2 separate regions of the Homo sapiens genome follow, and region 2 is linked to region 1. Evidence: chromatin loops called from intact Hi-C (ENCODE). Cell type or tissue: IMR-90. All regions are shown on one strand.

Region 1 (8,000 bases):
GCAGAATTTATCATACTATTCATTTTTTTTCTATTAAGCACCAGCCACGGGCCCTGTGTCTTCCTCTTGCCCTCTATCATCTGCCAGTTAGCATTACCCAGATTTGTTGACTTTTTACAAGACAATTCCAGGCAATTTGACATTCAAGGTCTTATGCAATTTGCTTCCACCTGACATTTTCCAAGTACTACTTCCCTCAATCACAGGTCCAGTATTTCCCAAAATGCCATATACATTCAAGCCTTTATGTTTTGGTAGATGCTATTTTCTCTGTCTCTAATGCCTTTTCTGATACCAGCATTTGGTGAATCCTATGCATGCTGTCCCTAGATACAAGACCATAAGGAGTCCTTATTTGGAATTTCAAGTGCATCAAGTTACTTGTTCTGCTTATCCCTTTCCTGCCTTGACCTGTTTTTGATATTCGGACTCTGCTCACCTTCCTAAAAAATTAGCCTTAGTGTGTGTTTCTGATACCACATTTTGGTAACTTTTTTGGGGGGGAATCCAGTTAAATCCAAGCCTAAAGTCTTTTTTTGGCTCTTCCCCTAATCTTAGAATCCGTACCTTAATCACTGTTCCCCCATCCATTTAACAGATCTCCCTCCAGCTGATTGAGAGATGTGGCTAAAAGACAACTCAGTCTGTCCCTGGCTCCCTTTTTCTACTGCTGGACATTTGGAGGTGCTTCTCTTCTGCTAGGACTTTCTCCTATTGCCACTGACTGACTCCAGCCCCAGCACTACCCCATCCTTTCCACTCTGGGAATGGACATGTGTCTGATGGACCCGAGTCTCACCCACATCCTGCTGAGGCCAGGAACCAGCTCACCTAGTCATGTGCAGTAATGAAGGCACTTCTGAGAGCTTTAGATTTTAGGAAGCTACATCTTATAGTCTTATACAAAGGACCAGAAACTTTAAATTTAAACTTTCTAGTGTGTTTTAAGCCATCACCTTTTTAAAGTTTTAAAGAACAGTATATCCTTGGTCAGAAACAGAACTTCTTGTTAGAATATATTTTTTTAAAAAAATGAGCCTTGTGGTCAGATGGATATTACTCCAAATACTGATGCCACACATTTGTTTCTGTATTACCTTGGATAAGTTACCTTATCTCTCTGAGCACCAGTATCCTCATCTGGGACACTGAGGAATCAATGATGGCCCAGTGACAGAGGTAACGTCACCATCATTTGACTGAGGATTTAATCTAATTAAATCCAAGCCTAAAGTCTTTTCTTGCTTCTTCCCCTAATCTTAGAATCCTAACCTTAATCACTGCTCCCCCATCCATTTAAAAGATCTCCCTCTAGCTGATTGAGAGATGTGGCTAAAAGACAACTCTTAGTCTGTCCCTGGCTCCCTTTTTCTACTGCTAGACCTTTGGAGGTGTTTCCCTTCTGCTAGGACTTTCTCCTATTGCCACTGACTGACTCCAGCCCCAGCACTGCCCTATCCTTTCCCCTCTGGGAATGGACACGTGTTATACTGACATCAATGATCTCAGTGATTTATAAAGATCCAGCACAGGGCCACACACCATCAGTGACCCCCTTCATGCCCACATTGACTCCCTTGCATTCTTTTGATAAGAGTCTTTTCTTGGAATCAAACCCAGGAGCAGTTTCCATTTGCTCCCGTATTTCCTGTTTGAGTGGTAACCCAGTTGCACTTGATAATAGTTAATATTGTCCTACCTAAGAATCAATGAAGAAACAATTTTGCCCCATTTACCCAGCCACTGTTGGAACCTGGTTAGTGTGGGAGGTAGGAGGAGGTCGATGGAGCACACAGCTGCATCCTATTTCCTTTTATTCCATGACTTATTTGGGCATACCAGCCTGCATTTAGCCAACAAGTATTCTATTCTGGTAAAGGACTTCAAGTTTAAGGACTGCCTATTGGTTAGTAGGAGCCAGACCAAAGTGGATTCTTGAATGTCAATCAGAAGCATTGAGATCTTTGAATTTTCACCTTCTTATTGCCCATGATACTTATAGTCACAGAGCCGCCTCAATTTGTGTGCATAGCAATCTAGTTTCAGCATGCTGTCACTGAAACTTCTAACCACAGGGATCTTGGGAGACCTCTGCCTGAACTTCTGTGGGTAGAAAAGGAAGATAGAGCTCAGAGAGCAGTTGTTTATGAAGGTCTTATGGCAAACAAATCTGTACTATCAGGATTTCAAGAAGATTTTATATGATTTATTTAAATTCTAAGGGGTGTGCTTGTGTGTGGGCAGTTACTGTGATTGTAGCTGCTACTGCAGCTACTACTATTACTGCTATTACTGTTATTACTCTTATTGATAATGTTAATATTAATGACAATTGAGAAGTATTAATGTAGTGGTTAAGGTGATGGTCTTTGGAGCTGGAATGCCTATTTCAAAGCCAAGCTCAGTTTTCTTATCATGTATTTGGAATGAGGATATTAGCAGTATTTATTTCATGGTATGGTTCTCAGAACTCAGTGTGTTTATATACATGAAGAGCTTAGGAAAGTATTTGGTTAGTCAGCACTATATAAGTTGTCATTCCTGGCATGATGTTTAGTAGTATTATCACTGTGTATAGTCATGACTTATCTTCAATTTTAAGCAATCTTTAATTGATACGGAGAATCTATGAACACTCCAAATGCCTAGGACTGTCCTGTGCATATTGCCGTAGCATAGTGTGAAATTTCCTGAACTTTTCAGGCAAAGAACCATGCCCGAGAGAAATAGAAGAATAAAAAAGTACTCAAGGGCTCATGTTTCTCAAACTTGGAAAGACTTATGTGGGGGAGGAATGGTGGCTTGTCAGTGCTATATACAGAGTTAGAGAATAAAGACAGCATGTTTTTACAGAATATCACATTTACTAGGAAAATGTAAGTAACATAACATTAGGTAATATTGAATCATCCAGAAATATCATAGAATAAAGGTAAAGTTGACATAATTCTTAGATAATCCATTGGTCTTGGAAGGACTCTTATAGAGATCTGTTTCAGGCTTTACCTTTAGGACCTTCAGGAACACTTGATCACTTTTCTGTGCCCTTAAGGGTCCTTTGGGAATAATGTTTGAGAAGCACCAACCAGCTGTACCCTCTGGGGAGTGATAACAGAAGGCAGAGTATGAGCATGGCCTTGAATAGTAAGCAGGAATTCTGCAAGCAACAGGGGTGGGAATGGGCCATAGCTTTCTGAGAACAATGTGCTCAGGGCAGCATTTTTTGAAGATCATGTTGGCAAGTTATAGTGGAGAAAAGGAAATAAAAGGGATTAGAGTCAAGGGGACCAGTTCAGAGGCTTCTGTAGTCATTCAGGAAGTAGGTAAAGGTGTCAACTCATCACAGAAAACTTTTCATGAGGATATAGGGTGCAGGCTGGGAGATATAAGGTAACATAGGAGTGAGGACCATGGGCATTTGGGTCACTTCTTCACATAACTTACTCATGCTTCCAGGGCTTGTTTGAACCCCATCTCCTATACGTCACTTCCATTTGATGGTAGAGTGCTGATGAACACACCCAACTTTATGGCTTGATGGGCCAGACAACAGTCAGTTCATCCTGGGAAGCTCAGGTCACATGGTAACTTGTAGCCCATGGTTAAATGTTCAATATCTACTAAGGCCCAGTAGGGAAAGCCAGATGAGTGGATATGGAGGGGGAGAGAAGGAAAACAAAGTGAGAACAGTGTGTTGGGAGGTAGGAATGACATCAATCCAAAGGTAGAAGTAAGCCAATGTGCCACTGGCCTGAGACAGACAGTGCCATATGGCTGGGGAAGCCTTCAGAGTGTATAATGTTGGGGAAGTAACAAGACATAAATTTGTATTTTCCTTTTTCACATTTTAATTAAAATATGCTGGGTGTGGAATAGATATTAGAGACAGTATTTTAGAAGTTCAGAGAAGAGAGTGATAGCTTTGGACTAGATGTTGTGGAGAGGTGGAATGGGAGAAGGCTTCCAGAGGAGATGGCACTTGGCCTGAGCCTCAAAGACTCAGTAGGACTTGGAGGGAATGAGAGAGCAGTGCAAACAGGGGAAAGGCATTGAGCCTGGAGTCCTTAAAATAATGCAACTTGGCTCCTGACTTTGATTCATGGGGGAGGAATTCACCCAAGGCCATCAGCCAACTGGAAGAGCTCAAAGGTCAAGGACTGTACATTTTTTCATAGCATTTCTCATTTGTTTGAGCTTAAACGAAGCTGAACCCTGCAGGGAAATGAGCACATGTTACGCATCTCTAAAGCCAGGAGGCTTCATGGCCAGGAAACTATGCTGGTCGGATAGTAATGCAAATGACTAATGCACCCTTCTGAGGTCTCATGTGGTTTGAGACCCCAGGAATCTGGGCCAGGCAGGAGACACATAGGCGGTGGCTCCAAACGAGAATGAGGGTGATTACACAAGAGGCAGCTCAGTTTGGTGAAGTGTTGTTCTGGGAATCAGGAGTGAGGTTTGCTCTCCAGTGTCCCTGAACAGGCCAGGTTCCTTCTCTGGTTTCAGTTACCTTGTGAATGTCTGGCTCTGACATACTAGGGGGCTATGGAAGACCTGGCAAATGTTTAGCCGTGTCTGCATCCTAATGGCAGATGTTAAAATCCAACCACATAGCCTTACTTGTTGCTCCCTAAACACCCGCTTTATACATCACTATGCCTTTAAACATTAAGTTCCCTTTACCAGGACCAGGCTCAGGGACAAGTCACTGTGCACATCTTCCTGCTCCCCCTTTAAGATTCAGTTCATTTCTCTTTGACTGGGAAGTTCTGACTCTCACAGACAGAGCTGGTCATTGCTGCCTTGTGCCTCCACAGCACTTGGGAACACAAAATTTGCCACAATTGGGATCTTGCAAAGAAATGTCAAAGGATTATCTCTTGTTTTTCTCCTGTGGGCTTTTCAAATTCAGGGAGGTCTTTGACTTGGGCTTTTCAGATCAGAATTCTCAGCCTCTAACACTGTGCCTGCCTGGAAAAAGGGCAAATCAATGAGACACAATATTCAGAGAAATAAAATTGTTTCTAATGAAGTTGGAGAGACTAATCTGTTACTTGGGTCTGTGTGAGTGGGCAATCTTTTCACCTGCTTGAGAGTTAAAAAAAAAATCATGAAATAGCCTCCCGATTTACTTTTCTTTCCCAGATTTGTACGTTACAGGTGCAATATTAGAAAGATCACAGGGCACAGAGTTAGACAGATGTGGGTTCAAATGCAAGGTTCACCACTCGGCTTGTTATGTTTTGTTAGAAAATCCACTTAACCCTCTGAACCTTTTCTTCATCTATAAAATTCAATAATATTGACTCCAAAAGATTAGTGTGAGGATTAAGTGAAGCAGGATACATAAAACTAGCATCATCAAAGGTTTTAGAAAGTATGTTAAACACCTACTGTGTGCCAGTCTGACACCAATAACCTTTGGGGAATCCTAATTGTGTATCTTGAAAGTCAGGCAAAGTAGAGCTTTGTTCCCACGCAGAGGACTCAGAGGTGAATTTACTTTCTTCCTAATCAGGAAAGAATTGCAGATGGGTGGGCAAGGTTGGGCCAGCTTCAAGCCTGGCAGATAACCAGTTAGGCTTAGCTGTGTCTATCCTGGTGCCAAAAAATGCTCATCCACAGAGCAGGGCTTTATCCTCAGGGAACGAGGGAACAGCTGCCCCCAGCTGTGCTTGCCACATGTTACTTTGCTTTGTTGAGACAAGCACTGCATGTGACCTGCTGCCCAGCAATGTCCCTTCCTCTGAGGCTGGCAGGGGCTCTTTCCAGAGCACCCCTCCTCAAAGGGACAAAACAGTATGATTCAGGTAACAGCCACTGATCTACTCTTCAGCACCAGGCTGTTTGATCTGCGCTTGCTCACTGAATCTTCAACTAGCTTAAGAAATAGCCACATTGTGCCTATTTAATACACGGGGGAACTAGTACCAGCAAATCTGTGATGCTAGAATTATTTGATTTATCTCAGCTTTAAAAACTGAATTCTTTCTTCTCTATAGTAGCATAGAATGGGGAGATTTGTACTTCATCTTCAGAAGACATTAATAATCACAACACAATAATACAAATTACAGTAATAGTTAACATTCACTGAGCTATTATTAGGCTTTTTTTTCATGAGGCAGAGTCTCACTATATTGCCCAGACTGGAGCACAGTGGTGTGATTTCGGCTCACTGCAACCTCCACTTCCCAGGCTCAAGCATTCTCGTACCTCAGCCTCCCGAGTACCTAGGATTACAGGAGGATTACAGGTGCCCACTACCAAGCCTGGTTTTCTTTTATTGTATTTTTAGTAGAGATAGGCTTTCACCATGTTGGCCAGGCTGGTCTTGAACTCCTGACCTCAAGTGATCTGCCTGCCTCACCCTCCCAAAGTGCTGGGATTACAGGTGTGAGACACTGTGCCAGCCTAAGCAGTGGTTTTCAATGGAAATTAATTTTGCCCCCCAACCCCTGAAACATTTGAAAATGTCTGAGACATTTTTGGAGTGCTATGGCATCTGGTGGGTAGAGGCCAGTGATGCTGCTAAACATCCTGCAGTACATAGGACAGTTCCCAGCAACAAAGAATTGTCTAGTCCAAAATGCCAGTTGTGTGGATGTTGAGAAACCCTAATGTAAATAATTTCAATGGATTATGTCTTTTCATTTTTATTAAGGCCAGGCATGGTAGATCACACCTGTAGTCCCAGCACTTGGGGAGGCTGAAGTGGGCAGATCATGAGGTCAGGAGATAAAGGCCATCCTGGCCAACATGGTGAAACCCCATCTCTATTAAAAATACAAAAATCAGCTGGGCATGGTGGCACATGCCTATAATCCCAGCTACCCAGGAGGCTGAGGCAGGAGAATCACTTGAACCAGGGAGTTGGAGGTTGCAGTGAGCCGAGATGGTGCCACTGCATTCCAGCCTGGCGACAGAGCAAGACTCCATCTCAAAAAAATAAAACTCAACAAGGTAGATATAATTTTGTCCCTTTAAGACAAGAAATCTGAAACATAGAGAAGTTAGGTTCTTCTTGCAAGATGGCACCAGGATGTAGTGATACTAGGAATTTGAACCCAGGGATCCTGAGGCCAGCACTCCTGACCACAACAGGGCCATTAGCTCATTTGAAGTTCCTCAAAGTACTCAATAGATTGCCTGGTGCTTACAGAAATGAAGAGGCTGTCCTGTGAAAAGATAATCAGGGAAGTCCTCCTGAAAGGAATCCTGAGCTAAACTCAGACTCCTCTGAGTCCCACACTGCAAGTAGGTGGCAGGCTTTGGGCCCCATCCCACCCTTCATGCTTCTCAGCCGGGACCCTCCACAGGGTCATGCTGTGTTCAAATGAGCAAATGGATGCGAAAGTGCTTAGAAAAGGACCATAGCTATAGCAACATGAGGGATAAATATGACACATTGACTTTTCACAGGAGAATGCCTTAAAGCCTTTAAAATGTACACATCTCTACAATCTACCTAAAGTGAAGTTTTCATGGGTGAAGGCTACAGTAGGGGAGACTCTTCAGGCAATAAAGTCTTCCATATTATCACCCTCTCTAGCCCAGGGCAAGCTTCCATCTATGGCTTAATGCTCATTGTCAATCACGCACAAATGTAATCCTATTTAGGTGGCCCCAAAGCGCGTGTGAACTGATTTTCTAAACTAATTGGACAAATTTGTTTTCTAGATTGGTTTTCTGGGGTTTTGATGGCTTTATTCTTTGAGTTTTAATCAAGGTTGTTAAGTTGACAGTATTTGACAGCACCTTGTTTTCAGTTTACATTGCAATAGTCTCAGCCAAAGGAGGTCTCCCCAGTGTTTCTTACACCCTAGACCCTTAATTTCTATACTTAAAAATCTCATGATTCTTTGCTAATAGAGCTCAGAGGGTCCTAGAAACTATTTGGTGAAATCTAAACGTTTTATGGTTGTGGTAATTGGGGCTCAGAGGAAAAGGAAAAGACTGCTATTATAATAATCACAATCATAATAAGCAAGAATTATCAT
Region 2 (8,000 bases), 360 kb after region 1:
GAGTGACCACAGCCCTGGAAACTTGTATGCTTTGCTAATTGAGGGCAGATGAGCCTCAGGTCAATCCCCCATCAATTATCCACTCAACAACAATAAAATGCTAACTTGTATGCCCTAACCCAGTTTGTTTAATTATTTGGAAGTGATTTTGTATCTAAACAACCCACACACTGGACATAAGCAATCCTGGATAAAATAGAAGTTTATTAAACTCATCTTCATATTTACATAAATTATTTTTTAAAAAGACACCATCTAGGCCAAGACCAGTTTTATTTTTCCCTTCAAAGAATAATGTTGAGGATCAATTTCTCCAGCTTAACATCACCAGCCTTGGCAGCAGCTCATATTTGGAATATAAATGATGTCATCTGGTTGGCCTTTTCCCATCACAAACAGTAAATCTCTAAATCTGGAGAGATCTTTTATTTGGTTACACATATTGTACAGCATCAAGGGGTTAGAACACATGTGCTAGAGATTATTAAAATCATCTGGAGGAGAATGGCTTATTATTGGAAAGCCCAGAACTTATGACCCTTTCATGCCTGGTGTCTCCATCAACTCTTCTTTCGCTCCTACCTTTTCAAAGAAATAATTGTGGCCGATTGGCCCATGATTATTTGCATACTAAGGTTTTTCTGGTGCACCATGCCTCTTCTCTGGAAAAAGATATCCCTAGCAGAGTATAGAGAAAGGGGAACAGGATTAGGAATCAGAAAGCCAGTCACAGCAACATGCCAAAATATGACTTTGGGTAACACATTTGAACTCTACTAATTTCACTCTCTCATCTATAAAATGAAAATAATAATAACCAGCCTCACAGGAATTTTTTAGATAGATAGTTTTTTAAAAAGTCATTGAATATCTGTTTATCACTGTATAATTTGCTAAAATCTTTCAATTACATTAGCATTAGTCTTACCTAGCACAAGAAAGACACTCAACAGATATTTGTTGAATAGCATGTAAATTGGTGATATTATAGTTTGATGGATTCTGAGTCGTTAAGGTATCTATCACACCTCTGAACTTAGTTTTCTTTATTTATAATGTGTATTCAACTGTATCTCTTTTTAGGGTTGTTGTAAGAGATAAAGAAAATAACATACATGAAGTATCAGTTTCGGGCACTTTGGTGTGTACTTGAGAAAGAGGTTTCCTTTTCTCTGATCGCTTCTTCTTTCAGAGCTTCATTCTTCTCATTCAACAGAATTGGTCATAATTATAACATTCTACTTGTTGAGGAGATAGCTGTGGGGCAAAGAGAACAGGGGGGCCAAGCTTTGGTCCTAATTTTCCATCTTCCCAGTTGTGTGAACTTTGACAATTTGGGGGAGTCTGTTTCCCCATTTGAAAAATAAGGAGCTTGTCTAGATCTGAAGTTCCCAAATTTTTGAAGTTTATAGAGCAAACAAACAAATAAACAAACAACAACAACAACAACAACAAAAGACCAGTACCAACCAGGAGCCTAACATAACATGGTCAATTTTTTGATCTGAGAAATAGATTTTTGAAAAATAACTGTCACTTACCATTACAATCATTTCAAATTAAAGGACAAGGAACTCCAAAAAAGAAAAAAAAGAAAAATTATGAAATATAAGACATGACTCTAAAATGATTACATTAACCTCATGGGGAAAGATGCTGAATCGTCTTATTGTCCTTATTTTTTTCTCATTTTTCCACAGACCTGTGAAAACTTGTTGTGGACCAACATGGGTCTTCAGAGTAGTACTTGGGAACCTGTACTGTTCTGTATTGTGGACCAACATGGGTCTTCAGAGTAGCACTTGGGAACCACTGGGATGCATGACATGGAAGGGCTCTTCTAGCACTATGTCCTGTGATTCTATCATAATTCCACCATGGTGAAAAGCTGGGATACTTAAACAACAGTTTGTTTAGGTGAAATCAGTAAAACAATGATCTGATTCAGCTAAGAAGCTGATCCCTGAAGTCATTTTGCTGAACTGAATGACTCTAGATCTTGATAGGAAGTATAATTTAGTCAAAACAATCTAAATTGTTATGTGTGGATTGACACATATGAGTTGTTCCCGCAGGTCTTCAAAATACTTCCTTGCCCCTAATGAGGCTGACTCAGGCTTTGTTCCCCACCAACTATAAATTGATAAGTATCACACTTGTACCTACCTACATCAAAATGAGAGAGATATGTGAGTGAGCCAAACATATCCAAAGCATTCCTAATTCAGGCACTATGTGCTCACCCTGAGGTTAGCTTCTCTGACACCTTCCACTCTCTAATCTTGAGCCAAAATATGTCTCTACACTCTACTGTGGTGATCTCAAAGTCCCTGTATGAATGCCTCATATTTTATCACCAAAATTCTAAATAGAGACTCTCTGTTTCATGGTTAGCACTCATTTCTACCAAGCTTGATCATCTGAGGTGGACCAAATTAGAAATAGGCAAGCAAAATAGAGGTAGGAGAAGCTATTAATACAGGTCAGGAAGAGATTAGTTTTGGCTGGGTGCTGTGGCTCACAGCTGTAATCCTAGCATTTTGGGAAGCTGAGGTGGGCGGATCACTTGAGGTCAGGAGTTTGAGACCAGCCTGGCCAACATGGTGAATTTCCATCTCAACTAAAAATAGAAAAATCAGCTGGGCATAGTGGAAGGCACCTGTAATCTCAGCTACTTGGCAGGCTGAGGCAGGAGAATCACTTGAACCCAGGAGGCAGAAGTTGCAGTGAGCTGAGATTGCACCACTGCACTCCATCCTGGGCAACAGAGTGAGACTCCATCTCAAAAATAAATAAATAAACAAATATAGACAGGTCAGGAGTTGTGGGTTGTGGCTTTGCTTGACTTCACAGAAGAAAGAGAGAAAAATCAAACAGAACTAACTGTAAGCTACTGAGGACAATAATAGATGTTCATATCTTTGGTTCTAAGTCATCAAGAAAAGTTTAAACTATGTACAAGAACCTTCTCAAGGAAGCAGATAATTCATTGAGATAGATGCTTGGGGGTGAGGGCAAACCTCAGCTATCAGGAAATTCATCTCAAGTTAGCAAACGTGAATTCTCCTGTGATCCTAGGGTAATGAAGTAGTAACAGCAATAGAAACAACCATAATAATGGCTGGCTACTGCATTGTACTCTGCCTCTTAGGAGTACTTCCATTTTCTCATTTAATATTCAGATCAACCCCATGAGGAACAAATAATAATTTTTATTATCCACTCATTTCTCCAAGTGAGGAAATCAAAGCTCAGCTTGGTTAAGTAGCTTGCCAAGACAGCAGAGCTAGTCAGTGGCAGAGTAAGAATGCAAACCCTAGTCTTCTAACTTGAAGCCCAGTGCATTTCCCACCCTCTGATCTTCTCTCATCCTTATAAATAGCCATAAGACTAAGTAGTTCAAAAATATCTTCTTTCTGGTTCTCAGGCCCATTACAAATGCCACTTGCCCTGGGTAGGAAAATAAAGCCCAAGCTCTTTGCTGGACTATGTGCTAAGTCCTTGGCGCCCAGAAATAACCTCCTGGAGACTATGGGCCTTATATTTACCGCAAAGCAGTGGGTAAATAACTAGTTGGTGTTTTAGTGTTTTGTGGTCACTTAATCTGTTGTGTTGCTTCCCAAGACTCTGAAGGTTTCCTTTTTCAGTTAATTCTTATTTACGTTTCTGAGGTCTGTGTTGTTTTGGGTTTGGTTCATTGGATGTTTTTCTTGGAATGTGTTGCCATTGGCTTCAGGATGTTCCTGCTCTGCTATTTCATGGAATTTTCCCCGAGTGTGGATTGCTATGTATTTCTTCGGGGCAGTGAGCCAAGGCAGTGCTGGTATGTAATCTGTTCCTCTGGCCAGAAGACTTCTTGTCACCCATCCACATGGTGCTTGGTTGTATTTCTCCACTGATAATTCCCCTCCATCTGTTAATGTGCAGGAACCTTGGACTTCAGCCATCTTGTGTGTTGTGCGTTATTGGCTCTGGATAAGACAAGGCCAGTTGCTTCTGATAGAGATTGTGTCAACTGATTCTACCAGTTTGTTCTATCAGCCCAGGGTTGGGGAAGGAGATAGATGCCAAGTGTCATAGAAAGAGTGGAGAAGGCTCACAGGGTTAATGCTATAGACAAAGCAAGAATTTGTGATTGAAAACGTCCAGCCCTTCACACAGCCCTATGCCCCAGTAGGAGAAGAGCCAGGAATGCCAGGTGCATTGAAAACACCACACTCTCCCATGGCTCTCAGCGAGCCTTTCTTCCTTTGTCTTTGACAATCCAATACAAAGTATGTGCCAAAGAAAAATAAGAATTTGTTCCATATCAGAAAGTTTCGTTCTTTGGATATTTTCTTTGTGGGTAAAAATAAAATATTAGAAAGGTCAAATAGTGTTTGTTCAATAAAATGGTATGCTTCCCAAGGCTTTCAGCCTAATTAAGATACAAAGCACACATTGAGGCAGAAAGTTGCCCTCGATAAATTCTTTGTTTGGCTATTTTATTTATCGTACTTCATTCCATTGTTTTGTGTGTTGTATATCTTACTCTTTCCATAAGGAATTTGTGATAGCTTACAAAAATGTGTCAATAAAAAATAAAATATCTTTAAATCACTGGAAGCATCAAGGTGAATGGATAATATTAAAGATATGAATAAGATTAGGGTTAGTATTTCATAACAGATAACCCTGTAAAATTGTTAAAAGCGATTCATCAAATTGACTAAAAAAATCCTACCGTTTATCACTTGAAGTGTGCTGTGGCTCTCTAATCTATAGGTAGTCTAAATTGGGTGCATTTAAGAATCTGCACAGTTTGATTTTAATTTGGAGGTGAAAGAGGCCAACTCTAATCCCCACATTGACTTCACATGCACTGGCGCACATCTGAAGGTCAACAGTTTTCATATTTGCAAAGAGACAAGAGGAGAACTAATACTTACTAGGTACCTAATACATATTAGGCATTGTACCAATAATTTGACATTTAATAATTCATTGATATTCTCAACCACTCTATGAGATAATAATTACCTCCATTGGACAGATAACATAAGCAAAGCTGAGTAACTTGGGCAAGTGTACTCAACTAGTAGGGACAAAACTAAGATCAACACAGGTATATTTGACCTCAAAGTCAACGTTCTTCTCATACTGTGCCTGACAGACAGGTAAGAGGGTATGGAATATGCTTCCCCCAGTTGATGAGTGTCGAAACTCTCAAACAAACGTGGTTTATTCTGAGCTTGCCCTCAAGCTGTAGGTTGACCAGGAAATAAGTATAAGTTCAAAGCAGATCACAGTGTTTGGAAGTTAAGGTCAACAGAAAGACATATCTGTGGTTATGACACTATACACTGCCATACAAATGTCCTCCAACCATTCCAGAGAGAACATAGGTAAGTTCCTCCAAATTGAAGACATTCATAAAAATAAAAGAATAAGAAGCTATAGTTGTATATGGAATGAGCAGTCATATTAATCAGACAGAGAATGGCTATGGTGTTTGTTGTACCTTCCAGTCAGAGCAAACCAGTAACATTAGAAATCTTTGTGGTCTCCAAAATTCTTGCATCTCTGACCCTTCTCAAGTGTCATCCTCTCTATTTTTCCCCATTTTCCCTTCCTGGCAAACTCCTACTTATTCCACAATTTCTCAAATGCCACTTCTGCAACGACTTTTCTCTGTCTCTCATATGACCTTAAAGAGCTCTCTTTTCTGTGCAGTTACTAAAGTTAGGTACATCCACATCATACAAATTCATTACTATAATTTTGTATGCTTCCCCCAGTTCCTATTGGATAGTGAACAAATATATGACAAAATATATATTTTCATCTTCTAATTTCTAGTTAGATTATTTAATTTTTAAAACAACTTTTGAAAGTAGCAATTTTTACTATTCTCATTTTACAGATGAGGAAAATGAGATATAAAAGTATAGAGTAACTTGTTCAGTTATAAAGCAAGTACATGGCAGACTTATACCCAAGCAGGGTGGTTCCAGAATCCTTACTATATAAATATCCTCATCAGACCTGTCTGAACCCCAGTCTTCTATTTCTTACTCTTCTTCCAGAGAAGGTTCTTCTAATCCTCTTCTCCCAACATCCCCACCTCTTCTCTCATCACAACTTGATTTCTTCCTCCCACAAAGTATGTTGACTCCCACCTAATTATGGAGACTAATACGGAGTTAGCTGGAGCCCTATCCTGGCTCCAGGGTCCAAGTGCTCCTCTTACAACCCTCAGGCTACTCAGTATACAAAGGACTCTCCAGCTATGAGGGCCCACCCATCATGGGAGGGAGTGGGGGTTTATAAATAAAAATTATAATATTAATAAAACATCTGCTTCAGGTTGAGCTCAAAAGAAACCAGACTCTGAATTGAAGATTAACATATAGGACTTTACTGGGGAGCTCTTGCATACTTAATTGGGATGATACTTGTGGAAAGGGAAGAGAAAAATGCAGGGTGGGCAGAGTGAGAAGCTGAGCTGTGATATATAGCTCCAACAAAGGCCTCAGCTTACCCCATGGGGAGTTCTGGTGTTGGTATGGTCTTTCAGAATTATACCAATTTGGGATACAGTGGCCAGGCCATAGATCAGTCATAGGAGGCAGGTTGACTCTCAAGAGGAGGTGTGACCTTGACTAAGGAGGGCTGAAACTGAGGGCTGTCTTCAGCATCCCTTCCTGCAGCTGGGGAAGTTAAGTCCTCCATTCCTGAAAGGAGACAGGGGTTCCATGTGGCCATAACAGCATCTATCCAACATCCCATCCTTTAAACACCCAGCATCCTAATATTCTAAGCACTTTAGCAAGGCAATTAAAGCAATTAAGGCTTAGCAACGTAAAGTAACTTGGCAGAGGTTACATAGACAGTAGCAACTGAGTTGGTACTGGAACTCAAGCCTGGCTGATTGCAAAGCCTATGTTCCTTCTCCACATCAACTTATCTCCCTCTGGCACATTATAAATTGTATGACAGCATGTATGTGGTAATCTTTTGAAGACCAGAAATACACACTCATAGAACTGATCTCTTTCCAGAACTGCACTCTTCCATCATCCCCCAAACAAGCAATTCCCTCTGAGCCCACACACCCTCTTGCTCTCATTTTCCACATGTTTACTTGGATGTAGTCGCCAATTACATACTAGGCAGATGTCATCTGGAAAAGAAGCCACAGTCATTGTCAAAGAAAAGTTAAAACTGCTCTCAAATTGGACTTGATGTCTAGTCTGGTCTACAGTTGAGGCTACTTTGCCTTTAAAAAAATATTAGCAATCTTTCCCAGAATGTGGTTCATGAATCCTTTGGGTAAAACTATAGGTACCTTAGCAGGAATCGAGGCAGTGACAATAAACTTTATTAGTAGTTATTGTATTATTTAACACATGCACTCACAGTTAAAAAACAGAAATAAAAACAAAAGTCAATTTCACTTAAAAATGTCCTTACTAAGCATTAAAAAAAATAATTTTATTACTTGAAAGAGCAACTGACAAACTATGGTTATTCATATGGTATATGTCATAAGTTTTCTCAAAAATGAATGAAAAGACCCTGCCCCTTGAAGGAAAACAACTCATGGCATTCTCTGCCAATGATTAAATTCACATTTTCAAGCAAAAACTAAAATTTTGGAAAACTTGTATCTGCCTTCAGGAGCTTGACATCATACTAATACTTACAGATTTTCTGATGATGTAGACTTCTGGTGAAGCTAAGAAGTGTGATTTTTTGTTATTGTACAAAGAAATGAGTCAACATTTTGAAGATCTGCATAACTCAGTGAACTGATATTTTTCCATATAGCCAGTGCAGAATGTTACAAAACTAGGTGTAGGCAAAAATAATCCATTCAAATTAAAAGATACACCAAGTGGATTTCAATGTAGTAGAATACAAAAAGCGCATTGATGTGGCTTTATATTTCACATTGCAAGTAATCTTTTTTTTTTTTTTTTGAGATGGAGTCTTGCTCTGTCACTCAGGTTGGAGTGCAG

What was found. Peaks named below come from ENCODE experiments on the same cell type or tissue, not always from the same donor. Only the 100,000 strongest peaks of a DNase experiment are listed, where the experiment ranks them.
Region 2: it touches region 1 in a loop (2.8-fold over the local background); 2 of 110 quality-filtered maps call a loop at or near these places.

The regions. Positions count from the first base shown.
Region 1 is chr1:55,714,784-55,722,783 of GRCh38, forward strand. No RefSeq gene overlaps it. Among named protein-coding and RNA genes, the nearest start is that of LINC01753, 230 kb to the right of the region's middle. RefSeq lists enhancers at 5,176-5,676, 5,677-6,177. In IMR-90, no CTCF peak of the experiment used is centred here; DNase peaks (open chromatin) are centred at 1,548, 2,078, 2,498 and 4,258; H3K27ac peaks cover 6,557 bases.
Region 2 is chr1:56,070,398-56,078,397 of GRCh38, forward strand. The region is part of intron 2 of LOC105378741 (a long non-coding RNA gene); the gene reads right to left. LOC124904591 (a long non-coding RNA gene) reads left to right here. Exons shown (of 2, transcript XR_007067031.1): 2 at 1-118. Among named protein-coding and RNA genes, the nearest start is that of LINC01755, 130 kb to the left of the region's middle. In IMR-90, no CTCF peak of the experiment used is centred here; DNase peaks (open chromatin) are centred at 384 and 3,764; H3K27ac peaks cover 693 bases.